Regions from separate parts of the Homo sapiens genome. Here regions 2 and 3 are each linked to region 1. Evidence: read pairs that join two places in POLR2A ChIA-PET (ENCODE). Cell type or tissue: GM12878. All regions are shown on one strand. Each heading gives the region's core, and the rest is flanking DNA. Links, peaks and the distances in the headings are about the cores only.

What was found. ChIA-PET counts read pairs that join two places held together with the same protein. Peaks named below come from ENCODE experiments on the same cell type or tissue, not always from the same donor. Only the 100,000 strongest peaks of a DNase experiment are listed, where the experiment ranks them.
Region 2: POLR2A ChIA-PET joins it to region 1 with 6 read pairs; 2 of 35 experiments call an interaction of 5 or more read pairs at or near these places.
Region 3: POLR2A ChIA-PET joins it to region 1 with 5 read pairs; 16 of 35 experiments call an interaction of 5 or more read pairs at or near these places.

The regions. Positions count from the first base shown.
Region 1 is chr10:92,206,867-92,217,462 of GRCh38, forward strand. All of the region lies in intron 2 of CPEB3 (cytoplasmic polyadenylation element binding protein 3), which reads right to left. It also overlaps the pseudogene NHP2P1. Among named protein-coding and RNA genes, the nearest start is that of CPEB3, 79 kb to the right of the region's middle. RefSeq lists an enhancer at 4,466-4,635. In GM12878, for the core only: no CTCF peak of the experiment used is centred there; a DNase peak (open chromatin) is centred at 4,555; H3K27ac peaks cover 1,451 bases.
Region 2 is chr10:91,967,803-91,978,398 of GRCh38, forward strand. All of the region lies in intron 14 of BTAF1 (B-TFIID TATA-box binding protein associated factor 1), which reads left to right. Among named protein-coding and RNA genes, the nearest start is that of BTAF1, 49 kb to the left of the region's middle. In GM12878, for the core only: no CTCF peak of the experiment used is centred there; DNase peaks (open chromatin) are centred at 6,239 and 7,349; H3K4me3 peaks cover 264 bases; H3K27ac peaks cover 1,077 bases.
Region 3 is chr10:92,276,793-92,287,388 of GRCh38, forward strand. The region is part of intron 1 of CPEB3 (cytoplasmic polyadenylation element binding protein 3); the gene reads right to left. Among named protein-coding and RNA genes, the nearest start is that of CPEB3, 9.0 kb to the right of the region's middle. In GM12878, for the core only: no CTCF peak of the experiment used is centred there; no DNase peak of the experiment used is centred there.

The sequences.
Region 1 (10,596 bases), core at 2,939-6,938:
GTTATTTAAAATTATAGACTAAAAAAGTGCTTTGGAATTATTCATGTTTTTGCTTTCCTTTGTTATTGTGGAATTCAGCTTAATGAATAAGAAACAATATGAGAAGGTACACTTCTTTTTTCCTTTTTTTTTGTTTTGAGACAGGGTCTCACTCTGTCACCCAGGCTGGAGTACAGTGGCACGATCTTGGCTAATAGTCTGGACCTTCCAGGCTCAAGTGATCCTCCTACCTCAGCCTCCTGAGTAGCTGGGACCACAGGCATATGCCACCATGCCCTGCTAATTTTGGTATTTTTTGTAGAGACAGGGTTTTGCCATGTTGCTCAGGCTGGTCTAAATCTCCTGGGCTCAAGCAATCTGCCCCCATCGGCCTCCCAAAGTGCTGGAATTACAGGCATGCACCACCATACCCAGCCCATTTTTCTTTCATGTACATACACACACCACATACTAGGCTGAGTAGAAAGATAAGATAATGGTAAGACAATAGGAGAAATGAGAATTGCTAACTAGGAATAATTCTCAACCTGGAGACAGAAAGACAGAATGGTTTTAAGGCTCTGAATTGCCTGCACTTTAATTTTGACTCAGACACTTTGTATGTGATATCTTTGTGCCTCAGTTTTCTCATTTGTAAATGGGATAATAATCGTATTTACTTTTATAGGCTTTTGCGAGGAAGAAATGAGATAAAACATGTTAATCTATGTTTAATCACCACGCAGCCAGGCACAGTGGCTCACGCCTGTAATACCAGCACTTTGGGAGGCCGAGGCTGGCAGGTCACGAGGTCAAGAGATCCAGACCACTCTGGCCAACATGGTGAAACTCCATCTCTACTAAAAATACAAACATTAGCTGGGTGTGGTGGCACATGCCTGTAGTCCCAGCTACTCACAAGGCTGAGGCAGGAGAATTGCTTGAACCCAGGAGGCAGAGGTTGAAGTCAGCCGAGATCACACCACTACACTCCAGCCTGAGCGATAGAGCGAGACTCTGTCTCAAAACAAACAACAACAAAAAAACATGTTAAGTGCTTAAAACAGTACTGGGCACATAGCCAATATTGGTCATTAATGTTCTGCTATTATTTACTTCCAAAAATATTTGATAGTCCTGTTGTTGGCTTAACAAGAGGAGAAAGGACCTGGGATATGTTGAAGTAGGATAGGGTATCCTAAGCAAGGCTCAAAAGAACACCTTGGTGAGGTTCTGATGAGCAAAAATATGTGGGAAAAATGCTTTATGAGCTGTATAAGTATTCTATAAATAAATGGTAATAGGAAGAAATTAGATTATTTTGTAGCCTGAGTATGCTAGAAAGTGAATATTTGCTTGTCTAGCTCAACAGATAATGGTAATATTTCCCTACAAATCCCCCAAGTTGAATACCAGGGTAAAGATTCAAGGCTACACATTTTACAAGTCTTTAAAGTCAGACTCCTTTGTGGTAGAATGCCATTTTGAACTTCTGCATATTCATACACAAATTAACCAGATGCTGTCCTGGAGAAAGGGTTTACCAAGCTACATCCTTAATGTTAATAGTTTTCAAGAATCTGATAAGTATTTATGTAGAAGAAACTTGCTATTTACAAATAAATCTTAGCTATTTGCAGCCCTATAGCCTGTGTGTCCTTTGAGGAATCTCTTCTTGGGTCTTTCCAAATTTTAAGGAAGTTGGGCAATGTGTCTGGCCTCCCTTTTCTGAAAGCCCTTTTTTTTTTTCTTTCTTTTTTTTTTTTAAGGCAGAGTCTCACTCTGTTGCCCAGGCTGGAGTGCAGTTGGGGGATCTGAGCTCACTGTAACCTTCACCTCCCAGGTTCAAGCCATTCTCATGCCTCAGCCTCCCAAGTAGCTGAGACCACAGGTGCACACCATCATGCCTGGCTAATTTTTTGTATTTTCAGTAGAGACGGGGTTTCACCACGTTGGCCAGGCTGGTCTCGAACTCCTGACCCCAAATGATTCACCAGCCTCAGCCTTCTAAAGTGCTGAGATTACAGGGCAGGAGCCACTGCCAGCCTGAGAGCTTTTTTTGACTCCTCCTTTGTTTGTCCTCCCATAATTCCTAGCATATGGCTCTGTCATTGCATTTACCTCATTATATAATCATCATCTATTAAGTAGATCACTAGCTTCTTGTAGTCAGAGACTATGCCTCACTTAATCTTTTTATCTTTAATTCTTGGCATATTAAAGTTCCCAGTAAACATGTTGAACAAGTGAAGAAAGAGTGAAACAGCCCTGAGCATACTTGGAAAAATTTTGTTAGCACTAACGTTTGACAGTAATAAAGCTGTTATTTAAAAAAAAATTCTGTGATGTAGACATTTTGGAAATTCTGACTGAACCGTCTTAATTTACTGCATATTAGGCCAGGCACAATGGCTCACGCCTATAATCCCAGCATTCTGGGAGGCCGATGCAGGCAGATCACCTGAGGTCAGGAATTTGAGACCAGCCTGGCCAACATGGTGAAACTCCATTTCTACCAAAAATACAAAAATTAGCTGGGCGTGGTGGCACATGCCTGTAATCCCACCTACTTGGGAGGCTGAGGCATGAGAATCGCTTGAACCCAGGAGGGAGAGGTTGCAGTGAGCCAAGATCGTGCCATTGCACTCCAGCCTGGGCAACAAGAGACAGAAACTCTGTGTCAAAAAACAAAAAAACAAACAAAAAAGACTTTTTAGAGGCCGAAACAATAAGCAAGAAGACTGGTAGTATGATTATCTTCCTTCAATGAGACTATCAGGTATATACAATATTCCAAATGCAAGGACTCAAAAGTGGAATTTCAGCAGCTCACGCTTGTAATCCCAGCACTTTGGGAGGCAGACAGGCAGATCACAATATGAGGAGTTCAAAACCAGCCTGGCCAACACAGTGAAACCCCATCTCAACTAAAAATACAAAAATTAGCTGGGCGTGGTAGCAGGCGCCTGTAATCCCAGCTACTCAGGAGGCTGAGGCAGGAGAATCACTTGTACCCGAGAGGCGGAGGCTGCAGTGAGCCAAGCTGAGATCTTGCCACTGCATTCCAGCCTGGGCGACAGAGCTAGGCTCTGTCTCAAAAAAAAAAAAAAAAAAAAAAGTGGAATTTCAAGGAACAATTTCAGGAAGGAAAAAGGAGAGAGAAGCCAAGAAGAAATGAAAAGGAAAAAGCAGACAGAACTCACTATTTATATAATTATATACCCAAAATAATCAGTCTTTCATTGGGATGACCTGTAGTAGCCAGAATTATAATGCTCTGCCGCTCTGCAGTTAGATAAAAATAAAAAGATTTAAATCACAGCACACTGTAAGCACTCAAATTTCAATAGAATTGAATAAGTTATTTAATCTCCCTGTGTATGAGTTTCCTCATTTGAGAAATGTGGATAACAATAATGCCTACCTCACCTGGATGCTATAAAGATACAAATGAAGGTGGTCATCAACTATGGTATGGAAGCAGAAGGGACCTCAATTCTGTCTTCATGAAGGAGTAATAATGAACCAAAGTAAAATCAGGCATGATTTACAGGCAGCAAACTATGAAACTGTGAAAAAGGAAAGTGGCAAATATATTCCATTCAACTAAGTGGAACTGAATGTGTATAAAAAATTAATAGCAATTATTTTGAAATAATGCAGGATAGGAAAGTTGCTGGAAACCAAAAGAAAGGAAGAAAAATATAAACATACACGCACACATACACACTTTAAGGGGTAATACATAAACTATTGAACAATCTGTAGTCTCTTGGAAAAACTGAGGGTATAATTCAATTCCAATGGATATATGATGACTTTAACAACTACTCTTCATTTGAATAATGTTATAATTGTGTTGATAACATCTATACTAAATAAAAACAATTTCATTTAAAGCTATAAATATGGCCAGGCGTGGTGGCTCATGCCTGTAATCCCAGCACTTTGGGAGGCCAAGGCGGGCGGATTACTTGAGGTCAGGAGTTCGAGACCAGCCTGGCCAAGATGATGAAACCCAGTCTGTATAAAAATACAAAAATTAGCCAGGCGTGGTGGCACATGCCTGTAATCCCACTACTCAGGAGGCTGAGGCAGGAGAATCGCTTGAGCCTGGTACATATATAAATACAGGCAGAGGTTGCAGTGAGCTGAGATCACATCACTGCACTCCAGCCTGGGCAACAGAGTGAGACTCCATCTCAAAAAATAAATCAATAAATAAAAGCTATAAACATGAAAGCTCAAAGAAAATACCATGAAATATCTTATAAGTGAGAATATATGTAAAATGCTTTTGTCAGCTATAAAGAAAGCACCACATAAAATAAAAACTGGTGGAACAATATAAGCATTCAGCCACTTTTAGACAATTTTTGTTTAGAAAATTTGATGAAACAATACCTACTGGAAGTGAAGGCTTAGTCTGGTAGATAATTTATCAAGTATCCAAGAAAACTCTTACATTGTCTTTGTAAATTATAGATTATATCTCTGTATATGTGTATTAATAATGGCATGCTAATGGAAGATCACAGATTTATGCATGAAAGTGAGAAATGAAACAGAAACCACATAGAAACAGAAACTATGACTCAGAACAGATAAACTGTGCCAAATCATGACACGGAACACAAACTATCTAAGCTCAAATTGTTTTAAACAACAGCTCATTCAAACATATATCATAATTTTTTTTTTTTTTTTTTGAGACAGAGTCTCGCTCTGTTGCCCAGGCTGGCGTGCAGTGGCGCGATCTTGGCTCACTGCAACCTCTGCCTCTCAGGTTCAAGCAATTCTCCTGCCTCAGCCTCCCAAGTAGCTGGGATTACAGGAGCCCGCCACCACACCAGGTTAATTTTTTTGTGTGTATTTTTAGTAGAGACCGGGTTTCACTATGTTGGCTAGGCTGGTTTTGAACTCCTGACCTCAAGTGATCCGCCCACCTCAGCCTCCCAAAGTGCTAGAATTATGGGCATGAGCCACTGCGCCCAGCTCAAACATATATGTTCTAAGATCATATATCTTTTTCTTTTTTTGAGACGGAGTTTCACTTTGTTGCCCAGGCTGGAGTGCAGTGGTGCCATCTCGACTCACTGCAACCTCCACCTCCAGGGTTCAAGCAATTCTCCTGCCTCAGCCTTCCAAGAAGCTGGGATTACAGGCACCCGCCACCACTCCTGGTTAATTTTTTATTTTTATTTTTTGTACTTTTAGTAGAGACGGGGTTTCACTATGTTGGCCAGGCTGGTTTTGAACTCCTGACCTCAAGTGATGTGCTCACCTTGGCCTCCCAAAGTGCCAGGATTATAGGCAGGAGCCACCGTGCCCAGCTCCAACATATATGTTTTAAGACAATAAATTCTTTTTTTTTTTTTTTTTTGAGATGGAGTTTCACTCTTGTTGCCCAGGCAACAAGACAGTGGTACAACAAGACAGTGTACAACAAGACAGTTGTACAGTGGTGCAACTTCAGCTCACTGCAACCTCCACTTCCCAGGTTCAACCAATTCTCCTGCCTCAGCCTCCCAAGTAGCTGGGATTACAGGCACTCACCACTGCCCAGCTAATTTTTGTGTTTTTAATAGAGATGGGGTTTCACCATGTTGGCCAGGCTGGTCTCAAACTCCTGACCTCAGGTGATCCACTCACCTCGGTCTCCCAAAGTGCTGGGATTACAGGTGTGAGCCACTTTGCCCAGCCTAAAACAATATATCCTCATTGTCCAATATAGTAGCCACTAACCACATGTGGCTATTGAGCACTTGAAATGTCGCTAGAATAAACTGAGATGTGCTGTATTTGTAAAGTACCCACCGGATTTCAAAGACTTAGTACAAAAAAAAGTAAAACATCTCATTAATAATTTTTGTATTGATCATGTGTTGAAATAACATTTCACATATAGAGGTTAAATAAAATATATTAGTAAAATTAATTTCAGCCAAGCATGGTGGCTCACACCTATAATCCCAGCACTTTGGGAGGCCAAGGTGAGATGATCACTTAAAGCCAGAAGTTCCAGACCAGCCTGGGCAACATAGCAAGACCCCATCTCTACAAAAAATAAATAAAATTTAAAAAATTTCAAGTGTTTCTTTTTACTTTTCAAATGTGCCACTAGAAAATTTAAAATGATCTATGTAGCTTGCAGTCTATTTCTTTGGACAGCACTGCTATAGACAGAGTTCATGGTAACTCTGCTTAAATTCCTGCATTCCGAAGTTTCAGCAACTAGGCCAGTTTATACATTTTACCAATCCCCACCCAAATCTTGTTTACTTCTGCCCTAAAACCACATTATGAGTAACCCCAGGCCCCAAAACCTTATTAAGTACCCTAACTTCTCCCATCCTAAGACACTCCTTCTTCTAAGATACTCCTGAGGCTCTGTCAAGGTAGTGCTTGCTCAGCAAGTTTAGGAAACTCAGTTTCATATAATTAACAGATTTCCCTAGTGGTGTTTACATGGGGCTTTAACAAAAGTCAATGAATAAGAATTGTAAAGTGAAATAAGTTGTGTTGGAGATTCATTAAGTTTAACAAACAGAAACAATGATGATCGGTTTGAAAAGGGTAATTTATAAATAAGTTGTTCTGTCTAATGATTTAAATTACCAAAATTAAAATCCATACTTGTAGCAATCTACCTTATTTCGGTTCCTGGAATGGTAGAGTAGGAGAACATAAGATTAATGTAGAAACAACAGGCATAATATATCAATTTCATTGAAGCTGGAATCTTAAGAACAGGCTATAAACATGTCCTAAATTTTTAGACTTTGTAGAACCTTACTATTTTTATGATTTGACACTTAACTCCTGACTGGGTCTTTAAAGCAGATTTTAAATGAAACACAAAACAAACATGGCCATCTCCACTACTTTTTCCAACAGTCTCAGGACTCAGTAGAACACTATGTTAAAGCCCAACAACTAGGGTAAATCTCCTAGTCTAGAGCTAATTATAATATGGCAAATTAGTTGAAGTCCACCAAATCTCCCCAGCACAAAGTGAATTATACCCTGCCATTTTGACTGCAATTCATGGTCACATTTAAACTCCAGAATTACAGAAATATAAGCCATACTTCTAAAAAGCCAAATTTATCCCCAAAATCACCAAACAGAAAACCATACATATGACTCAACTTTCAACTTTTTACCATTGCACACATATTAATCTCAAGTAACACACAACCATTTTCATTTTCCACCAAATAGTCACCCATCCCACCTGCTATGGACTGAATGTCCCCCAAAATTCATGACTTGAACTTAATCTCCATTGTGGTGATATTAAGAGGTGGGGGGCCTTTTGGGAAGTGATTAAGTCATGAGGGCTCCACCCTCATGCATGGATTAGTGCCTTATAAAAGGGTTAGAGGGAACCAGCTTAGACCCTTTTTGACTTTCCATCCCTCTGTCATGTGAAGACTCAGCATGCTCTTTGGAGAATGCACCAACAAGGCACTATCTTGGAAGCAGAGAGGAGCCCTCACCAGACATCAAACCCACTGGCAACTTTGATCTTGGACTTCCCAGCCTCCAGAACTGTGAGGAAATAAATTTCTGTTCTTTGTAATTACCCAAACTGTGGTATTTTTGTTACAGCAACACAAATGAACTAAGATACCACTCAATTTTTTTTTTTTAAGATGAAGTCTCACTCTGTCCCGCAGGCTGGAGTGCAGTGGCGTGATCTCAACTCACTGTAACCTCCGCCTCCCAGGTTCAAGCGATTCTCCTGCCTCAGTCCCCCAAGTAGCTGGGATTACAGGCATGCACCACGACATCTGGCTAATTTTTTTTGTATTTTTACTAGAGATGAGGTTTCACCATATTGGCCAGGCTGGTCTCAAACTCCTGACCTCACGTGATCCGCCCACCTCGGCCTCTCAAAGTGCTGGGATTACATGCATGAGCCACTATGCCTGGCTCAAATTTATTTTAACAATTTTTTTTTCAACTTTCCCAGCATTCCTAACATCAGTAAAAGTTTTTTGTTATTTCTTTTTTTTGAGACAGAGTCTCACTCTGTCACCCAGCTGGAGTGCAGTGGTGCAATCTTGGCTCACTGCAGCCTCTGCTTCCTGGGTTCAAGTGATTCGCATGCCTCAGCCTCCCAAGTAGCTGGAATTACAGGCATATGCCACCATATCTGGCTAATTTTTGTATTTTTAGTGGAGGCGGGGTTTTGCCATGTTGGCCAGGCTAGTCTCAAACTCCTGACCTCAAGTGATCCACCCACCTTGGCCACCCAAAGTGCTGGCATCACAGACGTGAGCCACAGTGCCAAGCCAAGATTTTTTTTTTTTTTTTTTTGAGACGGAGTCTCACTCTGTTGCCCGGGCTAGAGTGCAGTAGTGCAATCTCAGCTCACTGCAACTTCAACCTCCTGGGTTCAATCGATTCTCCTGCCTCTGCCTCCTAAGTAGCTGGGATTACAGGCGCCCACCACTACACCCAGCTAATTTTTCGCATTTTTAGTAGAGATGGGGTTTCACCATGTTGGCCAGGCTGGTCTTGAACTCCTGATCTCCTGATCCGCCCACCACAGCCTCCCAAAGTGCTGGGATTACAGGCATGAGTCACTGCACCTGGCTTTTTTTTTTTAGACGGAGTCTCACTCTGTCACCAGGCTGCAGTGCAGTGGTGTGATCTTGACTCACTGCAACCTCCACCTCCCGGGTTCAAGCGATTTTCCTGCCTCTGCCTCCTGAGTAGCTGGGATTACAGGCGCCCACCACTACGCCCAGCTAATTATCTGTATTTTTAGTAGAGATGGGGTTTCACTGTGTTGGCCAGGCTGGTCTCAAACTCCTGACCTCATGATCTGTCTGCCTCGGTCTCCCAAAGTGCTGGAATTACAGGCATGAGCCATGGCGCCTGGCTTTTTTTTTTTTTTTTTTTCTTTTTTTTGAGAACAAGTCTCACTCTGTCACCAGGCTGGAGTGCAGTGGCACGATCTCGGCTCACTGCAACTTCCACCTCCCAGGTTCAAGCGATTCTCTTGCCTCAGCCTCCCGAGTAGGCTGGAACTACAGGTGCGTGCCACCACATGCAGCTAATTTTTGTATTTTTAGCAGAGACAGGGTTTCACCATGTTGGCCAGGATGGTCTCCATCTCCTGACCTCATGATCCACCTGCCTCGGCCTCCCAAAGTGTTGGGATTACAGGCCTGAGCCACCGCGCCCAGCTCATTTTTTTTTTTTTTAATAAGCGAAGATATCAGATACTCTCTAAATCCTATGAAACCTGAACTAGAACATCAGAATTAAAATCATTTAAATATATATATATTTTGATGGCTGGGTGCAGTGGCTCACGCCTGTAATCCCAGCACTTTGGGAGGCCGAGGAGCACGGATCACAAGGTCAAGAGATCAAGATCATACTGGCCAACATGGTGAAACCCCATCTCTACTAAAAACATAAAATTTGGCTGGGCAGCCTCCCTGGGACTAGGTTTCAGCGGCCGCTGCGATGACCAAAATAAAGGCAGATCCCGAAGGGCCCGAGGCTCAGGCGGAGGTGTGTTCCGGGGAGCGCACCTACCAGGAGCTGCTGGTCAACCAGAACCCCATCGCGCAGCTCCTGGCTTCTCGCCGCCTCAAGCGGAAGCTCTACAAATGCATTAAGAAAGCGGTGAAGCAGAAGCAGATTCGGCGCGGGGTGAAAGAGGTTCAGAAATTTGTCAACAAAGGAGAAAAAGGGATCATGGTTTTGGCAGGAGACACACTGCCCATTGAGGTATACTGCCATCTCCCAGTTAGGTGTGAGGACCGAAATCTGCCCTATGTCTATATCCCCTCTAAGACGGACCTGGGTGCAGCCACAGGCTCCAAGCGCCCCACCTGTGTGATAATGGTCAAGCCCCACGAGGAGTACCAGGAGGCTTACGACGAGTGCCTGGAGGAGGTGCAGTCCCTGCCCCTACCCCTATGAGGAGCTCCGGTAGCACCTGGGCACCTGCCGCTGGAAGCTACTGGGCTGACGGCAGGACGACTGGCTGTCCTCCTGCCCACCCACACTGACGGCATCTTCCCAGTTCCCCAAGGCACGCCTTCTTACCAGGCAGCTCTAACAGCCCTTTCATGAAGGTAATGCTAGTCTTCTGTCCATCAGTGCCATTTCCTGTAGAACTAAAGGCTGTTCCAAGAATGTAGGGTGGAGAAAGTAAATGCTAAGACTAAAAAAAAAAAAAAAAAAATTGGCTGGGCATAGTGGTATGCGCCTGTAGTCCGAGCTATTCGGGAGGCTGAGGCAAGAGAATCACTTGAACCTGGGAGGCGGAGGTTACGGTCAGCCAAGATCATGCCACTGCACTCCAGCCTGGCGACACAGCGAGACTCTGCCTCAAAAAAAAAAAAAAAAAAAAAAAAAAAATTATATATATATATACACACACACACACACACACACACATATATATATGCACAGAATAAAATTCCCAACTTGAGAGCCATGCACTAATGATATAAACCACTATGGTGGCATCTAAATTTAACATATTTAATTGATTTATCAATATGATGATTCACAATAAATTCTGCAACTTTGACTCCCAGCATGCTTTTCAAGTCTCTACCATCAATGAATACTCAAGAAATCAAA
Region 2 (10,596 bases), core at 4,050-8,049, 240 kb before region 1:
CTTAAATTCATTTTATGTAGACCCTTTGAAGTTACCAAATTTTTTATCTTCATATCATTCTTTTTGTATATATGGACTTTATTTTTAATAGCAGTTTTAGATTTACAGAAAAAATGAAGGAAAAGTACAGAAAGTTCCTGAATACCCTTTTATCCCTCCTACTACCCACACATAGTTCCCCTTATTGTTAACATCTTGCATTAGTGTGGTACATTTATTAAAACTGATGAGCCAATATTGATACATTAAAGTCCACACTTTACAGTAGGGTTCGTTCACTCTTCTGTACATTTTGTACATATTGTACATTTACAAATGTACAATAATATGTACCCACCATTACAGTATCATACAGAGTAGTTTAACTATCCCCAAAATCCCCTGTGTTCCACCTATTCATCCTTCCTTCCCTGTCCCTCAACCCTTAACAGCCACTGATCTTTCTTACTGTCTCCTTAATTTTGTCTTTTCCAAAATATCACATAGTGGAATCATATAGTATGCTGCCTTTTCAAATTGGCTTCTTTCACTTAGCAATATGAAATTAAGGTTTCTCCATGTCTTTTCATGTCATGGTAGCCCATTTCTTTTTATCACGGAATGATACTCCATTGTCTGTACCAGTTTATTCATTTGCCTTCTAAGGACATCTTAATTGCTTCCAGTTTTTGGCAATTATGAATAAAATTGTTACAAACATTCACGTGCAGGTTCTTATGTGGGCATTAAGTTTTCAACTCACTTGAGTAAATACCAAGGAGCGTATCTGCTGAATTGTATGGTAAGGGTATGTTGACTTTTGTAAGAAACTGCCAACTGTCTTCCAAGTGGCTGTACCATTTTGTGTTTCTACCAGCAATGAGTGAGGGTTCCTATTGCTTTACATTCTGGCCAGCATTTTTTGTCAGTGTTTTGGGTTTTAGCCATTCTTATAAGTGTGTAGTAGTATTTCATTGTTGTTTTAATTTGCAGTTTCCTAGTGATACATGATGTTAAGCATCTTTTCATATGTTTATTCGCCATCTACCTCTCATCTTCGGTGAGGTGTCTGTTCAGCTTTTGCCTATTTTTATTTATTTATTTTATTTTTGAGACAAGGTCTCACACTGTTGCATGGGTGTGATCATAGCTTACTGCAATCCTGAACTCGTGGGCTCAAGTGATCTTCCCATTTCAGCCTCCTGAGTAGCTGAGACTACAAGCACGCACCACCATGTCTGGCTAATTAAAAAAAAAAATTTTTTTTTTTTTTTTTTGTTAGAGATGAGGTCTTGCTAGGTTACCCAAGCTAGTCTTTTGCCTATTTTAATATTGGGTTGTTTTCTTATTGTTGAATTTTAAGAGTTCTTTGTATATTTTAGATACAGTTTCATATTGTTTTTTAAAGCCCTTTTATTCCTTATTAGGTGATCAAGCCACCTGCAGGCTATTTTTAACTTGTGACTTTATTATTAGTAATACCAACTTTACATTACTAGAAAATAAGGTATTCTGTATAAATGAAATTTTCAAATAACTGAAATATACTTTTTTTGCCACAAAAAAAAAGTTAGCTATTAAAATGACTGCCACAGTAGATCATCATTTTAAAGTATATTAAACATAAGCTAACTTTTTTTTGGTGAGTCAGTCACCAATATTATTTGTTGGTTATTAGTTTTTATACTGTTTATTATAGCATACTGTGGGAATATTGAGATACATGAGTCACTGTTTGCAGTAATTGAACTGTTCTTTTTCGGTTTGCTGTTGCCTAATTTTTATCTCCTCTCTGCTGTCAATTGTGATTTCTCACTTTTGTTAGTCTTGTAATACCTCCTCCCTTGTTCTAAAATTTTTGCTATAAATAAGATCCCAAGATTGTTATAAATCCCCGTCGGGCCCAGCGTGGTGGCTCAGGCCTGTGATCCCAGCACTTTGGGAGGCTGAGGCGGGCGGATCACTTCAGGCCAGGAGTTCCAGACCAACGTGGGCAACATGGTGAAACCCTGTCTCTACTAAAAATACCAAAATTAGCTGGGCATGATGGTGTCTGCCTGTAATCGTAGCTACTCGGGAGGCTGAGGCACAAGAATTGCTTGAACCTGGGAGGCAGAGGCTGCAGTGAGCCGAGATTGCACCACTGCCAAGCCTGGATAACAGAGCAAGACCCTGTCTCAGAAAAAAAAAAAAAATTCGCCTTCCAATTTTTAGTCCCTCAATGATTATGGATATTGGCTTTTAAAATTTCCTGGTTGTGAAAACATCTCTGTGTTCTTTGATGTTGATTTTCTTGTCCAGGGATTTTTTTTTTTTCCTTTTGAATTTGCCCTTGCTGGCTCATAAATGAAGGCTTTGGTACTAGCCTTCATTTCTTTATCATTTAATATGACTCTTTATCATTTCCTATACCAGAATGCCATTGTCTTTGTATGTAATTTGTGGCATGTTAGCCACCTTTTAAGCATGGGCCCTCAATGTTTGTTAAGTAAATTAGTGTGAGATTCTGTGCTGGGTTTCCTGGGAAATAAAAAAAAGAAATCCTGTGTATTAGCCTTTTTTCACACTCCTGATAAAGACATACCTGAGACTGGGCAATTTACAAAAGAAAGAGGTTTAATTGGACTTAGTTCCACATGGTTGGGGAAGCCTCACAATCATGGTGGAAGGCAAGGAGGAGCAAGTCACGTCCATGTGGATGGCAGCAGGCAAAGACAGAGCTTGTGCAGGGAAACTCCTGTTTTTAAAATTGTCAGATCTTGTAAGAATTATTCGCTGTCATGAGAACAGCACAGGAAAGACCCACTCCGTGATTCACTTATCTCCCACTGGGTCCCTATAACAACACATGGGAATTATGGGAGCTACAAGATGAGATTTGGATGGGGACACAGAGCCAAACCATATCATCCTACATGTTTCTTACCTTGGAAAAGTTTACAGTATGGTTGCTATAAGACTATTATATTACATGGTAAGTTTAATAACCTCTACAAAGAGTTAAATAACAGAAGACCAGTATGTGAGAGATGTCAGACAGCAGCATTAAAAGACAAACTAAGCTGAAAGATCAGGAAGATTAGGTGATGTGGTTAAAAAAACTAGTATTCCCTCACTTCTTTTTGATTCATATTTAGTATCTTTGATATGTACTTTCACAGACGTTTTACTGAATATGTCAATTTCAAGTTAGACAAGCATACAGAATGTGTTTTGAACAAAAGTGCTTTTCTAGTCTGTTCCCTTTAGACTTTTAAAACATTCTGCTTCCATATTTTTCTTCCAGTTATTCTGACATGTTTGTGGTCCTTTTTTGTTGGAGTCTTAATGTTTATTGTGTTTCCTGTATCCTTTTGTGTTGATTATGCTTTTAGCTTCTTTTTCTATTATTTTTCATAACTTTTCAATGGCATCATTCATGAAATTTCACTTGTGTTTAGCCTTTATCTTCAGCGTATCTCTTTACTGAAAGAGATGCTGTCTGTGAAACTTAATATTGGTGCTTCCAGATTTTGTGCTTTGTCACTGCCCTGATCCTTGCTGTTTATTATCTTCACCACCAAAGACTATGGCTATGGCACTAATCACTGATTCTTAGCAGTCTCTGATTTTGGTCCCCACATACATGCTTTACTATTTTTATTGGCTATTTCATTCTGTGTTTTCAAATAATGGTATAAAGCCAAACTTTTTTTTTTTTTTTTTTTTGAGATGGAGTTTTGCTCTTGTTGCCCAGGCTGGAGTGCAACGGCATGATCTTGGCTCCCTGCAACCGCTGCCTCCCGGGTTCAAACGATTTCCTTCCTCAGCCTCCTGAGTAGCTGGGATTACAGGCATGCGCCACCACGCCTGACTAATTTTTGTATTTTTAGTAGAGACAGGGTTTCGCCATGTTGGTCAGGCTAGTCTTGAACTCCTGACCTCAGGTGATCCACCTGCCTCGGCCTCCCAAAGTGCTGGGATTACAGGCATGAGCCACCGTGCCCAGCCCAAAGCCAAACCTTTCAGGAAGCTTTTCTTAATACTACCACCTATTTCCTTTTTTTAAATTTTGGGATTTTTTTTTTTAATGGAGAAAAGAGCAGGGAATTGTATGAAACAGCATTCATTTATGTTTACACCATCCATAATTGACATTTCTTATAATTTTGTCTTGTTTCAAGTTTTTGTCATAAAAAATTTAAGTTATAATCCTATCTTCTAATTTACCTACTTCTGCCTTCTGTGTATTCATAAAAATTATCATCCTTTCTCCAGTATGCTCCTTAAAGTTTGGAATTTTCGTTTCTACATGGTCATAGCATTTCTAAAAGGAAAGAATTTAAGTTTCAGAAGGATTTGGGGGACCATAGCCTCAGTTACTCACAAACTGGTTAGTAATTTGTAATCGCCTACCACTATATTAGAATTAAATTCCTGTCTTTCTTGGTTTTCTAATACTTGGCTCTTGTCAACATTTTCCCCTAATATTTCCTAATGTATACTCTGGAGTCAAGAACATTTTCTAAATCCACTCCTGTATCCTAAGTGTAATCATGTTCATTTGACCAAAGTATCTTTGGACATGGCTCCTTGCTCCCTGCTCCCCTACCCCCACTCCCTCCCACTCTCACCTTCCTAAATTTTAGCTCCGTTTCTTCCTCTCTGTACCTTTTCTCTCATGAGACAAATCAAATCTCTAGTGCGACAAAGCATTTCCAACTTCTGTAACTTGTTTTATCTAAATCATTGTTTAAAGTCGTCATTATGCAATGAAAACTCATTTAATTTTTATTGTTAATCTTGTGATCCCATTATTTGCTTTCTGAAAAGCTGTACGAATAAACCATCTCTGATGCTTTTATCTGTTATTGTATTCCTCTCCACAAATTGCCTGAAAGTTACTTATTGATTAATTTATAGCTGTGTGCAAACTCTTTGTGGTGCAGTTCCATGATTCCTTTCCTGCAACTTTGAAAGCCAAAGCTTATTGTGAATTGGGTCAATTTATAAAACTACTAATTTGGTGGCAAAACCTGACCATTCTGAAGAGAAACTGTTTAGTCTTTATCCCACTTAATGTGCCTATTCACACATTTTGCTGCAGAAATATTAATATATTTTATTCAGGTGCTACTGGTATTGTATTGGAGATATTATATAATATACACTGTATACAATTCATTATTCTAAAATTTGAAAAATTTCTGAGTTTCAAAACACTTCTGGCTCCAGGGAATTTGGATGAAAGATCATTGACCTATTGTGATAATAAAAATCCACTCTCACTTTTAATTTGTGTTCCTTTTTCTGAGCTGCTTCCTTGCCTTTGATTTCTTAGTGTTGTTAAGTATTCCTAATTAGTCAGCAATCCTTTATGGAAGCAATCATAATGTAAAGAGCCGTTAAATAGAGCTTTTTATCACTGTTGTTACCCCTTCAATGGTAAAATGAAAAGATCCCTTAAATAGACAGGATCTGAGTTCTAACTTTGGCTCTATCATTTGCTAATTTATGACCTTTGTCAGATTTGTCTAACCCTCTCTGGTGATTATCTCTAGCCTCTGTCAGAGTTACATGGATCAAGTGAGATAATGTGTATGAAAGTGCTTTGAAAATGTTAATGCTATACAAGTATAAATAATAGTACAGATACTAAAAGAATAATTAGTAGTTCCATTCTGAGCATTCTTTCCTTATTCTGGGGTATAGGAATGATATTTAATTGTGATAATAATAATCTAAGCTGTTGAGGGCTTACTTTATGCTAGGAACTGTGCTAAGCAGTTTACATGAGGTGGCTACTGCCATTCCTGTTTTGCAGATGAGAGAACTGATAATCAAAGATTAAGAAACTTTCCCGGCCGGGCGCGGTGGCTCACGCCTGTAATCCCAGCACTTTGGGAGGCCGAGGCGGGCGGATCACGAGGTCAGGAGATCGAGACCATCCCGGCTAAAACGGTGAAACCCCGTCTCTACTAAAAATACAAAAAATTAGCCGGGCGTAGTGGCGGGCGCCTGTAGTCCCAGCTACTTGGGAGGCTGAGGCAGGAGAATGGCGTGAACCCGGGAGGCGGAGCTTGCAGTGAGCTGAGATCCCGCCACTGCACTCCAGCCTGGGCGACAGAGCGAGACTCCGTCTCAAAAAAAAAAAAAAAAAAAAGAAACTTTCCCAAGCTCATATAAGCAGCTCACTTCAGTTTCAGATCTTATTCTGGCTTTCAGCTTTTAACTAAATTTTATACGGGGACAAAATAATTATGTGTCTAATTGCTTTCCCACTTCTGCTTATGGAGTCATTTTAACTACAAAGTGAGAAAAGGAAACTCACCTGAATTACTAGTAGCTGTGTCCTGGTTTCAGTTTCTAACTTCTCAAGCTATACCTCAATAATTCTAAAGTAATTTTTCAAGGTCAGACTTGGCTATAGCTCAGTGTGTCACTGCGTTGTAAAGATTGATGCTTCTGTTTCCTTGAAATTATCCTGGTTATCTTTAGTAATTTTTTGGTTTTGTTTTGCTTTGTAAAATCAGTAGATTTTATAAGGGAGATGTCCTTATTTTTAAAAGGTATCCATTATAAGTATGTGTGCTGGCATGCACATCTCTAAAATGTCCTTAAATAAAACTACAGTTAATGCAGTTGTCTCTGAAACATTATTTCCTTTATACTTCCCTGTGGCATACCATGGCATTTGTGAAAATATATTGTTTAATCAGTGTGCCTTCTTCTGTGATGTTAACATGTGAAAGAATTGGCAAGCTTGGCATCTTGAGGAGCATGAAGTAGGTACTCTTAAGAAAAACCATGGCCAGGCACAGTGGCTCACTCCTGTAACCCCAGGACTTTGGGAGGCCAGTGCAGGCAGATCACTTGAGGTCAGGAGTTTGAGACCAGCCTGGCTGACACAGTGAAACCCTGTCTTTACTAAAAATACAAAAATTAGCCAGGAGTCGTGGTGGGTGCCTGTCATCCCTGCTATTCGGGAGGTTGAGACAGGAGAATCACTTGAGCCCGGGAGGCAGAGGTTGCAATGAGCCGAGAGATTGCACCACTGCACTCCAGCCTAGGTGACAGAGTGAAACTCCGTCTCAAAAACAAAAAACAACTAGTTTTATTTCATAATGATTTACAATCAAGGTATAACTTTTTTTTGCTAAACTAGCAGCTTGGTAATCAAAGTGAAGGAATTTACCATTTGTTTGTCCTTTCTATATTGTCTCTTTAGCCAGTGTGTTTGTACGTGCTAGAGTACACCTATTAATATATATATCTATCAGTGAACTACTGAAATATCCAGATTAACTAGTGTTAGTAACTGGTAACTGTTGTTGCCAGACAAACTCCTAGACATGAATCTCCTATTTTGCCTTCTTTACTGACTGGGTCAACTTTTCCATTCCATTGCATCTCAGTCACTTTGTGAGTCATTCCAAAATTTCAGTTACCAATACATTAACTTTTGTTTGAAAGGCAAGCTTAGTTATTACATGAAGATATACATGAGATTGAGTTGGAATCTGAAGCATAATTTCGAATGTTAGAAAATTTAACATACACAAATAAGTAGGAAACAAAGACCAAAAGAATAGCCTGAACTAAGACTTTGGCCTTAGAGAATGCTAGCATATTTGGGTATTGCCAGATTTTATAAAAATATGAAAAGGAGAGAGCAAAGTTGAAATATTTAGCTGACCTTCAATAAATGTTGGTTGGAGAAATGAATAGAACAAGGCATTATAAACTGTCTGATATGGAAATTTTCTTTTCCTTTGGCTGTGGATCACAATAGGGTTTCAGAGCAAATTAGTAAAATTAGTGAAAGAACCCAGTGTGATTCATCACCAACTTACAGGTTCTCTCCTGATCTTCTTCCCTGCAGTCTGAGAGCATTTGATATGCTGGTAGAAATGATGAATTGGCCTGCAGGCAAGAATCAGGTGTTTGTGGTAATGCTCAGATTGCTCCTTTTTTCTGAGTGTACCCATTTTGTGGGAAGATAAAAGAGGGACCGTAACAAAAGGGTACAGACAAGATCTTATCCCACCTGAGATGCCAAATCTGCCAGTTAGGGATCTATGGCTGAGCCATTTTTACAATACAACATTCCTGACACCAAACGTGTGGGTTTTTTCCTTACACCAACCAATTATCCAACTCCCTGGTTGCCAACTTGGTATCATACAATTCAGTTCAGTTCTGACAGTCTACCTGGAATTAGTGTCAGCTCCCACAAGTTAGAGAGCTCAGTCGCACAACAGATAGCAGTTGCAAGTGTTGGACCTTCCGTACTTCTGACCTACCATCTGTAAACTGGGTTCCCCTGACCCTCTCCTCAGGTTTGATAACTTGTTAGAATGCTTCACAGAACTCAGAAAGGCTGTTAAACTGGTAATTACAATTGCCGGTTTTCTATAAAGGACACAACTTAGGAACAGCCAGATGGAAGGAGATGCACAAGGCAAGGTATGGGGATGAGGTACGTGGAGCTTCCATGTCTTCTTTAGGCATGCCACCCTCAGCACCTCTGTGCACTCACCAACCCATAAACCCATAAATGTAGGTGTTTTATGGAGACTCTATTATGTAGTCATGATTGATTGAATTATTAGCCATTAGTGAGGTGATTAACTTAATCTCCAACCCCTCTAGCTCTGGAGGTGGGGAGCAGGAGGCAGTCTGAAATTTTTTAGCCCTCTAATCACATAGTTAGTTCCTCTGGCAACCAGCCCCCTTCTGAAGCTATCTTGGGGCCTCCCAAGAGTCACTTCGTTAGCACAAACTAGATTATGGTTATGAATAATCCCTATCACTCAGGAAGTTCTTTGGGTTTTAGGAGCTCTGTGCCAGGAGCTGGGGATGAAGATCAAATACGTTTCTTTTTAAGACCCTGGACAAAATGCTGAAAAAAAATTTCTTATATTACAGTATCACAATTTTGGGAAATTTTGCATATTGGCAACTATTCCTTACGATACGAATTTGGATTATTTCCAGTGGCCAGGATGGATTTCAACAACTATTTAAGTGCCTGCTATGGGCTCGAACAATTTTCTAGATAGTGGTAAGAGACAAGGCCTTTGCTCTCCTGTAGTGCTTAAAATAGGAGACTAGACAGGAGAAGACAAATAATTAAACAAGAATAACTTAATGAGGTAACTCTGATATGGGAGGTAGAAGACACTATTGGATCCTAAATGAGATGGGTGATGGACAGGGAAGGCATCATGTTAGAAGTGAAGTTTAAGCTGAAACCTGAAGGGTAAGTGGAATTTAGCCAGGGGAAAATAAGGGTAAGAGTCAGAGGAGGGAATAGTATGTGTAACTCTGGAGGCAGGAGAGAGCAGAATGGCACTAAATAAGTGACAGGAAGTTGGTTTGGTGGAGGGCAACATGGAAGGGGGGTATAGATAGTTAGAAGTTTAACCTTCATTTTCAGGTACAGTGAAATGTCCATAGTCTTATTTCTGTTTGTCATCAACTCTCCTTATTCTGAGTCTCCGGAAGGCAGATCAGAGGAAGAAACGCCATTTCCATAGTTTTGCCTTTTCCAGAATGTCATATAGTTGGAATCATATAGTATGGAGCCTTTTCAGATTGGCTTTTTTCACTTAGTAATATGCATTTAAGATTTCTCTGTGTCTTTTCATGACTTGATAGTTCATTTTCTTTTTAGTGAATAATACTCCATTGTCTAGTTGTACCAGTTTGTTTATCCATTCACCTACCGAAGACATCTTGCCTGCTTCCAAGTTTTGGCAGTTATGAATAAAGCTGCTATAAACATCTTGTGCAGATTTTTGTGTGGACTTTTTTGCCTCCTTTGGGTAATATCAAGAAGCACAATTGCTGGATGGTAAGAGTATTTTTAATTTTTGTGAGAAACTTCCAAAATAGCTGCCCCATTTTGCATTTCTACCAGCAATGAGTGAGAGTTCCTGTTGATTCATATCCTGGCCAGCATTTGTTGTTGTCAGTGTTCTGGATTTTGGCCATGCTAACAGGTATAGAGTGGTATCTCATCGTTGTTTTAATTTGTATTTTCCTGGCAACATACGATGTGGGCCATCTTTTCATATGCTTATTTGCCTAGACTTTATTTTTCAGAGCAGTTTAGGTTCATAGCAAAATTGAAGGGAAAAGTACAGTTTCCATATATCCCATCCCCCATCCTCAACACTGCCTCCCCCACCATCAGTATTCCATACCAGACTAGTACTAATTTGTTACAATCAGCGAACCTGCATTGACACATTATTATCAACCAAAGTCCATAATTTACTTTAGGGTTCACCCTCAGTAGTATACATTCTATTGGCTTGACAAACATGATGTCATGTATCCACAATTACAGTATCACACAGAATAGTTTAACTGCCCTAAAAATCCTGTGTTCTACCCATGTATCCTTTCCTTCTCTGGCTGTTTTTAATAATTATAAAGTAGAATTTAGTAGAGTAACGATGTTTGTAGCCTGAGAAGACAACTACAGTTTATATTACATGTATTGGTCATAAATATAGGGGGAAAATCTTCCTCTATAGATGTGACTTTTGGGGACCTACAGGCAACTGCTTGGATTGCCAGTGTTGGGGTTGAGGGTCGGGGAACAGAGTTGGTAAATATTTTGGGGGGAAA
Region 3 (10,596 bases), core at 2,490-6,489, 69 kb after region 1:
AACCTCCCACTAATAGTACATGAGGGTTCCAATTTCTTCACATTCTTGCCAATTCTTGTTATTAGCTATCCTATGATGGCTAGTCATCCTGGTGAGAGTGAAGTGGTATCTCATTTTGGTTTTGATTTACATTTCTCTGATTAATGATGGTGAGCATCTTTTCACATGCTTATTGGCCATTTATATACCTTCTTTGGAGATATATCCATTCAGATCCTTTAATTATCTTTATATTATTGAGTTGAAGAGATTTTTTTATATATTCCCGTTCAGATATGATTTCCAAACATTTGTTCCCATTCTATGTCTTTCCACTTCTTAGTATTATCCTTTCCAGCAAAAAAAGTTTTGACTAAGTCCAATTTATCTATTCTTTCTTTTGTTGCTTATGCTTTTGTTATTAATCTAAGAAAACACAGTCTAATCCCTGGTCATGTAGATTTATGCCTATGTTTACTTCTAAGAGTTATATAGTGTGAGATCTTACATTTTGGAATTTCATCCATTTTGAATTAATTTTTGTTTCTGATGTGGGTAGGGATGCAACACCATTCCTTCACAAGTGGATATCCAGCTGTGCCAGCTTTATTTGTTAGAAATACTATTCTTTCCTCCATTAGATTGTTTTGGCATCCTTGTCAAAATCTATTGACTATAAAAGTAAGGGCTTATTTCTGGACTCCTCATCCTGTTCCACTGATCTAAATTCTATTCTTATGCCACCACCACACTGTCTTGATTATTGTAGCTTAATAGTAAGTTTTAAAATCAGGACGTGTGAGTCTTCAAATTTTGTTCTTCTAAGATTCTTTTGGTGGCTGGGCACAGTGGCTCATGCCCGTAATCCGAGCACGTTGGGAGGTCAAGGTTGGTGGATCATTTGAGGTCAGGAGTTCGAGACCAGCGTGGCCAACATGGTGAAACCCCACCTCTACTAAAAATACAAAAATCAGCCGGGCATGGTGGCAGGTGCATGTAGTCCCAGCTACTCGGGAGGCTGAGGCAGGAGAATCGCTTGAACGCGGGAGGTGGAGGTTGCAGTGAGTTGAGATCGCGCCACTGTACTCCAGCCTGGGGGACAGAGCAAGACTCTGTCTTAAAAAACAAAAAGGCCGGGTGCAGTGGCTCATGCCTGTAATCCCAGCACTTTGGGAGGCCAAGGTGGGTGGATCATGAGGTCAGGAGTTCAAGACCAGCCTGGCCAAGATGGTGAAACCCCATCTCTACTAAAAATACAAAAAAAATTAGCTGGGCATGGTGGCGGGTGCCTGTAATCCCAGTTACTCCGGAAGCTGAGGCAGAGAACTGCTTGAACCCAGGAAGAGGAGGTTGCAGTGAGCCGAGATTGCGCCACTGCACTCCAGCCTGGGCGACAGAGCAAGGCTCCATCTCAAAAAAAAAAAAAAAATTATTTTGGCTATTCTGGGCCACCTTAATTTCCATACAAATTTTAGGATTAGATTGTCATTTTCTATAAAGAAGTCAGATGGAATTTTGATAGGGATTGCACTGAATCTGTAGATCAGTTTGAGGAGTACTGCCATCTTAAAAATGTTAAATCTTCTAATGAACATGAGATTCTTTCTAATTATATCTTTAATTTCTTACAATAATGTCTTTTACTTTTCAGATGTTATATACTTCTTTTGTTAAATTTATTCCTAAACATTTTATTCTTTGCGATGCCTTTATAAATCAAATTGTTTTCCTTTCATATCTGGATTGTTCATTGCTAATTTACATAAACACAATACCTTTTTGCACATTGAGCTTATATCCTACAACTTTGCTGAACTCATTGACTGGTTCTTTTTTTTTTTTTTTTTTGAGACAGAGTCTTCCTCTGTTACCAGGCTGGAGTGCAGTGGCATGATCTTGGCTCACTGTAACCTCCACCTCCCGGGTTCAAGCCATTCTCCTGGCTCAGCCTCCTAAGTAGCTGGGATTACAGGCGCCCACCACCACGCCCAGCTAATTTTTATATTTTTAGTAGAGACAGGATTTCACCATGTTGGCCAGGATGGTCTCGATCTCCTGACCTCGTGATCTGCCTGCCTCGGCCTCCCAAAGTGCTGGGATTACAGGCATGAGCCACCACGCCCAGCCTCATGTATTGGTTCTAACAGGTGTTTTTATTATTTTTTTTTTTATTCTTGGAATTTTCTAAATACAAGATCATTTCATCTACAAATAGAGATAGTTTTATTTCTTCCTTTCCAATATGGCTGCCTTTTATTTCTTTTTCTTGACTAATTGACCTGGCTAGAACCTCCAGTACAACGTTGAATAGAGGATGTAAGAGGACATATTCTTGCCTTGTTCCTGATCATAGGGGGAAAGCATTCAGTCTTTCACCATCAGGCAAGATGTTGGCTACAGATTTTTTTGTAGATGCACTTTATCAAGTTGAGGAAGTTCCCTTCTATTCCTGAGTGGTCTTTTTCTCTTCCTCTTACAAGCAAGCTGCAATTGGAAATAACAGATCAGTGAACACCCTGGCTTTTGCTTCAGGGCCCAAAATGTTTAATACTTGCTTTCTGACACGTTCCCAAAATGTTGCTTGATTTTTCTTATTTTTCAGTAAATTATATTCCTATTTGTTTGAGTTCTGGGTAACTCACAATGGCTGCAGTCTGTGTTTTTCCAAAGCAATATCGTCCCCCCTTGATAATCCACTTTCATTTTTCCTTCACAGTACTCCAGCATATGTCTATTTATAGCACTTCATACTTCACGTTCATTGTCATCTTTATTCCTTCCAACAGAAGATCTGCTATTGTGAGCAGGGGCCACTACTAATTTCTGTAAAGGCTTGAGATCAACAGAGGTTTGGGATAATAGGAAACTTTTAAAGTCAAGTTTTAGGAGCAACAGCTATTAATCAGTTTGGGGTAAAGAACCTTGCCAGGAGTGAAAAAAAATAAAAAGCAAAAAAACAGGCAAAGGTATCAATAAAAATAAAAACTAGGGAGGCCAAGATGGGTGGATCGCTCGATCTCTTGAACCCAGGAGTTTGAGACCAGCCTGGACAACATGGCGAAACCCCGTCTCTACTAAAAATACAAAAATTAGCTGGGCATGGTGGCGCGTGCCTGTAATCCCAGCTAACTGGGGAGGTTGAGGCATGAAAGTCACTTGAACCTGGGAGACAGAGACTGCAATGAGCTAAGATCATGCCACTGCACTCCAACCTGAGTGACAGAGTGAGACCTGGTCTCAAAAAAGAAAGAAAGAGAGAAAGAGAGAGAGAAAGAGACAGAGAGAGAGAGGCCAGGCGTGGTGGCTCACACCTGTAATCCCTGCACTTTGGGAGGCCAAGGCAGGTGGATCACCTGTTGTCAAGAGTTCGAGACAAGCCTGGCCAACATGATGAAACCCGGTCTCTATTAGAAATACAAAACAAATTAGCTGGGTGTGATGGCACACACCTATAATCCCAGCTACTCAGGAGGTAAGGCAGGAGAATCACTTGAACCCAGGGCAGAGGTTGCAGTGAACCGAGATTGTGCCACTGCACTACAGCCTGGGCAACAAGAGCAAAACTCCATCTCAAAAAAAAAAAAAAAAAAAAAAAAAGAGAGAGAGAGAGAAAGAAAAAAAACTAGATCCCTAAGGGGTCCAGGGATTTCAGGTTTTAAAAATTCCTGTCCAGGCATAGCGACTCATGCCTATAATCCCAATACTTTGGGAGGCTGAGGCAGGTAGAACACTTGAGCCCAGGAGTTCAAGACCAGCCTGGGCAATGTGGCAAAACCCTCGTCTCTACAAAAAGTATATAAATTAGCCAAGCATGGCGGTACATGCCCGTAGTCCCAGCCACTTGGGAGGCAGAGGATGCGGTGGTTTCAGTGGGCCGAGAGTGAAAAAAAAAAAAAAAAACCAAACAAACAAAAACACAAATATAAATAAATAAATCCCTGATCTATATACATACAGGCTAATAGACGGTGAGCATCTATTCTTTTTTTTTTTTTTTTTTTTTTGGAGACGGAGTTTTGCTCTCGTCGCCCAGGCTGGAGTACAGTGGCGGGATTTCAGCTCACTGTAACCCCCGCCTCCTGGGTTCAAGCAATTCTCCTGCCTCAGCCTCCTGAGTAGCTGGGATTACAGGTGTGTGCCACCACGCCCGGCTAATTTTTGCATTATTAGTAGAGACAGGGTTTCACCATGTTGGTCAGACTGGTCTCGAACTCCTGATCTCAGGTGATCCACCTGCCTCAGCCTCCCAAAGTGCTGGGATTACAGGCATGAACCACCACGCCCGGCGATGGTGAGCATCTTTTCATGTGCTTACTATTTGCTTATCTTTGGAGAAATGTCTTTTCCAATTTCTTTTTCCCCAATTTAAAGACGGACAAAGGACCTTAAAAGACATTTCTTCAAATAATTTTTTGGGGAAGAAATGTCTTTTTAGGTCCTTTGTCTGTTTTTAAATTGGGCTTTTTTTGGGTTTGGTTTTTGGGCGGGGGTGCAGGAGGGGTTGGTAGAGACACAATCTCTCTATGTTGCCCAGGCTGGTTTTGAACTCCTTGCCTCAACTGATTCTCCCATCTTGCCTCCCAAAGTGCAGGGACTACAGGCGTGAGCCACCACGCTGGCCTTTTTAAAATTGTTCAGTTGTAATAAATTTTTATATATTCTAAATATAAGTCCCTTTTCAGATACAGGATTTCTAAACATTTTCTCCCTTTCTGTGGGTTGCTGTTTCACTACGATGGTATCCTTCGCAGCACAAATATTTTGAATTTTGATTGTCAGTCTCTCTTTCAGGTAAAAATAGTGTGCCACAAAAAAGCAACCAGTTCAGTTTGCATCTTAATTGTATCTATTATCATACTTTGGATACAGAAGTATGCATACTGCCCACTTTATCATATAGATTGTTAAAAATATGTGTATCTAAAAGTCAAGGTTAATAAAATGAGTATCTTCTACTGTTTAATCATGGACATTAAGTGAAACTAGTTTTGTTTTGTTTTCTTTTTGCATGCACATGGTAATGAAAACTATGATCATTACTACTATTGGTTCCAATGTCTTGAATGGTGCTAAGGTGCAGAGTTTTATCTACTGTTGCCGGTGCCATCAGTGTAAATGCTAACGCAGTGAAAAATGCAAATAATGTTTTACTACTATTATGAAATAGTCTTGACTTCACATGTTCCGTGGAAAGGGTCTCAGAGAACCCTGGGGTCTGCAAGGCCATACTTTGAGAACTGCTGCTCTATGAAATCCATGCTTGTTTAAAAAGCAAAATAATTCTTTACATATACATTTTCTTATAAAATTGATACTTCAGGAACAAGCTACAGAAAGTTTCTCTGCCCTCGACCATTGCATGGCCCAGGGATACATAAGCCAAAGAGAGGAATGTAAGCAAGGATAATGAAAAGTAATGGGTCTCCCACCATATTTATAAGGAGAAAGCAAAATTGACAGATGATATTGATTTATGAAATTTTGTAAATATCTACCCCATTACAGTGAATATATGCAGATAAGATTCTATTCTCTGGGTAGCAAATGAAGATAGGTTTCAAACAGTCCTCTATAAGTAGCAAGTGAAGCCTCTCTCTAGAACTAAGAAACTAAAGTCAAATCAAAGTAACACTGTAGGCCAGGTGCAGTGGCTCACGCCTGTAATCCCAGCACTTTGGGAGGCCAAGGCAGGTGGATCACTAGGTCAGGAGTTTGAGACCAGCCTGACCAACATGGTAAAACCCCATCTCTACTAAAAATACAAAAATTAGCCAGGTGTGGTGGCGCGTGCCTGTAATCCCAAACTCAGGAGGCTGAAGCAGGAGAATTGCTTGAACAGGGAGATGGACATTGCAGTGAGCCAAGACTGCACCACTGTACTCCAGCCTGGGTGACAGAGCAAGATCCCATCTCAAAAAAAAAAGAAAGAAAAAAACATAATACCGTAGATGTTAAACCAGTAAAACATATTCTGGGGACCAAAGTCTCCTCTTAATGTCCTTTAGAGAGCAACAGGGACATTATCTACTTCAACTACTTAACCTATATAAGGATCATCAAAAACTAATAGCCATGTTAAAGCAAACTTCTGAAAATGCTTACAGACCATGGTCAAGTTACTGAGACCTAGCCGAGGCTTAACTTATTTCTGTTTCCAACCCACCATACATACCACTCCAAGATTAATCCCCTAAATCAGCCAGGCACAGTGGTTCATGCCTGTAATCCCAGAACTTTGGGAGGCCAAGGCAGGTGGATCACTTCAGCTGAGGAATTTGAGGACAGTTTGGGCAACATGGCGAAACCCTGTCTCTACAAAAAATACAAAATATTATCTGGGCATGGTGGCGTGTGCCTGTAGTCCTAGCTACTCAGGAGGCTGAGGTGGGAGGATCACCTGAGCCCGGTAGGCAAGGCCACAGTGAGCCATGATTTCACCACTGCACTCCAGCCTGGGTGACAGTGAGACTCTCTCAAAAATAAAAATAAAAATAAAAATCCCCTAAATCACCCTCACCTTTACTGAAGAACTTTCAGTAATAATTATTAAGAGCCCTTAACCACATGTCTGGCCTTGTACTGAACAATTTAAATGAATTTTCTCATTTATTCCTCCCAGGAATTCAAAAAGGGAGGATCTATAATTCTCCCCACTTCCGCTGGAGATGAAGAATCTGACTAAAAGAGATTCTGTAACCTGCCCAAATCAAATCACCAAGCTTCTGAGTATCAATGTTAAGACTCAAACCTATGTTATCTTTGCAGAGATTCTCTAACATTAATAATCACTTAGAGAACTTGTTAAAAAGACAGCTAATTAGGCACCACTGCAGGGCACACAGATCAAAATTTCCAGGGCAGTTCTCTGACTCATAGCAGGTTTAGGAACCACTACAAGTTAACTTCCCAGTTCCTACAGAATGGGGTCTATTTCTTTTTTCTTTTTCTTTCTTTTTTTTTTTTTTTTTTTTTTGAGACAAGGTCTCACTCTGTGGCCCAGGCTGGAGTGCAGTGGTGCAATCTCGGCTCACTGCAACCTCTGCCTCCCCAGTTCAAGCAATTCTCCTGCCTCAGCCTCCCGAGTAGCTGGGATTACAGGTCCTCGCCACCACACCTGGCTATTTTTTTGTATTTTTAGTAGAGACGGGGTTTCACCATGTTGTCCAGGGTGGTCGCGAACTCCTGACCTCAGGTGATCCACCTGCCTCAGCCTCCCAAGTGCTGGGATTACAGGTGTGAGCCACTGTGCCCGGCCCAGAATGGGGTCTCTTTTTTTTTTTTTTCCTGAGACAGAGTCTCACTCTGTCACCAGGCTGGAGTGCAGTGGTGCAATCTCGGCTCACTGCAACCTCCGCCTCCAGGGTTCAAGCAATTCTCCTGCCTTAGCCTCTTGACTAGCTGGGACTACAGGCACACACCACCACACCCAGCTAATTTTTGTATTTTTAGTAGAGACGGAGTTTCACCATTTTGGCCAGGATGGTCTCCATCTCTTGACCTCGTCATCCGCCCGCCTCAGCCTCCCAAAGTGCTGGGATTACATGCATGAGCCACCACGCCCGGCCAGAATGGGGTCTATTTCTTACGCCTAAACCCTCCCACAAGCAGCTTCCTCCTCTCCTAGGGTAGGGCAAAATTCCTTAAACTGGCCTACAAAGCTCTTTGTTTCACAGCCTTTCACTCACTGATATTTTTGGTTTTCTCTTGCCTCAAGATCTCCTTTCTGTTTCAGTTTCTTCTATTCATCATTTCCTTCACAAGGCATTTGTACACGCTGTTCTTTGGCCTGGAATGTTCTTCCCTCTTCCCTTTATCTAGTTAATGCCTGCTTTTCTTGGGGCCTCGGTATAACAGACACTACCTCAGAGAAACTTTCCATGACCTCCTGGTCTAAGTCAAATCCTAGTTATAATCTCTCACAACACTATGTACCACATTTGCAATTTGATACATTTATTTATGTGATAATCCTTCTCATAATAAACTATAAACCCCACAAACAAGGTAAAAACTGTGCTTGTTTTTGCTCATCATTGTATCTTCAGTCCCTAGCTTAGCGCCTGTCACATACAATCAATATTTTTTAAATGAATTAATAGATTCAAGGTTTTTTAACTATTCTCCCGATTTAACCAGTTGTCTTCGTCCATTTTATGCTTCTATAACAGAACACCTGAGAATAGGTAATTTATAAAGAAAAGAAATTTACTTGGTTCACAGTTCTGGAGGCTGGGAAGTCCAAGATCAAGGGGCATAAACTGGTAAGAGCCTTCCTGCTGCACCATAATATGGCAGAAGGAATCACATGGTGAAAGTGCAAGACAGAGAGCAAGAGAAGACCAAACTCACTTTTATAACAAACCTGCTCTCAAGATAATGAACTCATTCCCTTGATAACTATATTAATCCATTCATGAGGGCAGAGCCCTCACAACCTCATCACCTCTTAATAATCCCATCTCTCAAGACTGCTGCATTAAAGTTTCTTTCTTTCTTTCTTTCTTATTTTTATTTTTTGAGACACAGTGTCACTCGGTTGCCCAGGCTGGAGTGTAGCGGCACAATCTCAGCTCACTGCAACCTCCGCCTCCTGGGTTCAAGTGATTCTCCTGCCTCAGCCTCCCGAGTAGCTGGGATTATAGGCACACACCACCATGCCTGGTTAATGTTTGTATTTTTAGTAGAGATGGAGTTTCACCATGTTGGCCAGGCTGGTCTCGAACTCCTGACCTCAAGTGATTTGCCCGCCTCGGCATCCCAAAGTGCTGGGATTACAGGCATGAGCCACCGTGCTCAGCCAGAATTTAAGTTTCTAACATATGAACATTGGGGGACACATTCAAACCACAGCACCAGCCCTTCATATTTTCCGCTTACATAACAGATCTATAGTTCAAGTTATAAAGGATAACTTCTTTCTTTACATCCTTTCATTCTTACCCAGACCCAAGATCCTTCTTTACCTCTTCACCTACATTAATTACTCCTCTTGCTACAAAGTAGAGCCTAAATTGGTTTTACAAAGCTCTCTTTAACACACCAGTCCACAACAGTTTCCAGTGGAACTTCTACATCACTCTAAATTTCTATGCTGTTTATTTGACACTTCCTCAAATGCTATCATGTTATCATTATACAATATTTCATTATTATACTCTGTTTTATTTGCTTTTTTCTTTTTTTTTTTTTGAGAGGGAGTCTGTCCCCAGGCTGGAGTGCAGTGGTACAATCTCGGCTCACTGCAAGCTCCGCCTCATGGATTCACGCCATTCTCCAGCCTTGGCCTCCCGAGTAGCTGGGACTACAGGCGCCCGCCACCATGCCCGGCTAATTTTTTGTATTTTTAGTAGAGACAGGGTTTCACTGTGTTAGCCAGGATGGTTTCGATCTCCTGACCTTGTGATCTGCCCACCTCGGCCTCCCAAAGTGCTGGGATTACAGGCGTGAGCTACCACACCCAGCCTGCTTTTATTTTTCTAAATATAAACATATTTAGGTATGTAGATTGTATGCCTCTGAAGGGTAGCTATAGGCCAGGCACAGTGGCTCATGCCTGCAATCTCAGCACTTTGGGAGGCCAAGGCAAGTGGATCACTTGAGGTCAGGAGTTCAAGACCAGCCTGGGCAACATGGAGAAACCTCATCTCTACTAAAAATACAAAAATTAGCTGGGCGTGGTGATGCATGCCTGTGATCCCACCTACTCAGGTGGCTGAGGCATGAGAATCTCTTGAACCTGGGAGTGGGAGGTTGCAGTGAGCTGAGATGGCACCACTGCACTCCAGCCTGGGCAGCAGAGCAAGACTCTATCTAAAAAAAAAAAAAAAAAACATAGGTATAGTTATAATTTGCTACTAGCATACCTATGCATATATTTTCTGGAAACACCTGCTGAAGGAATTAATGAAAAAAAAACTTTCTGTAGCTTGGAATGAGGACTCAGCCTGCAGTTTATCACCAAATTTGGCAATTGACAGTTCTCCTTAGAAGGCACCTAAAAATATTATACCATTTCTGTAACGAATACTCCAGGCCCCTTTATGGTAGACAGTTCAAAACAAGTATGATGGAAGAACATTAGAGTGGTATATTATTTTAAATTTTCTGACATATTTAGAGCAGCTCATACTCAGTTATCTCTAAATCCATTACAGAATTATTAAAATAGTGGTGTGCGCCTATAATCCCAACTCTTTAGAACTCTACATCATCAAGCTTTGTTCTTGTCCTCTGAACTTGGGAGAATCTTTAAATATTTTCTGTAGGTTAATTTCTATTTCAAAATATATCTCTGAGGAAAAAGTTGTTTTTGTCTATAGTCATGCTGGTTACTCTCTTGGCTGAATATCATTTATCATAGACTTTTTTTTTTTTTTGAGACGGAGTCTCACTCTGTTGCCAGGCTGGAGTGCAGTGGTGCGATCTCAGCTCATTGCAACCTCCGCCTCCCAGGTTCAAGCGATTCTCCTATCTCAGCCTCCTGAGTAGCTGGGACTACAGGTATGCGCCACTATCATAGATTTTCAACCCTACATATAAATGCAGGAGTGCATTTCAATGTGGTTTTGGTCAGATTAAGGTCTTAATAATCTAGACTTTTTTCCTTCAAAATCAGAG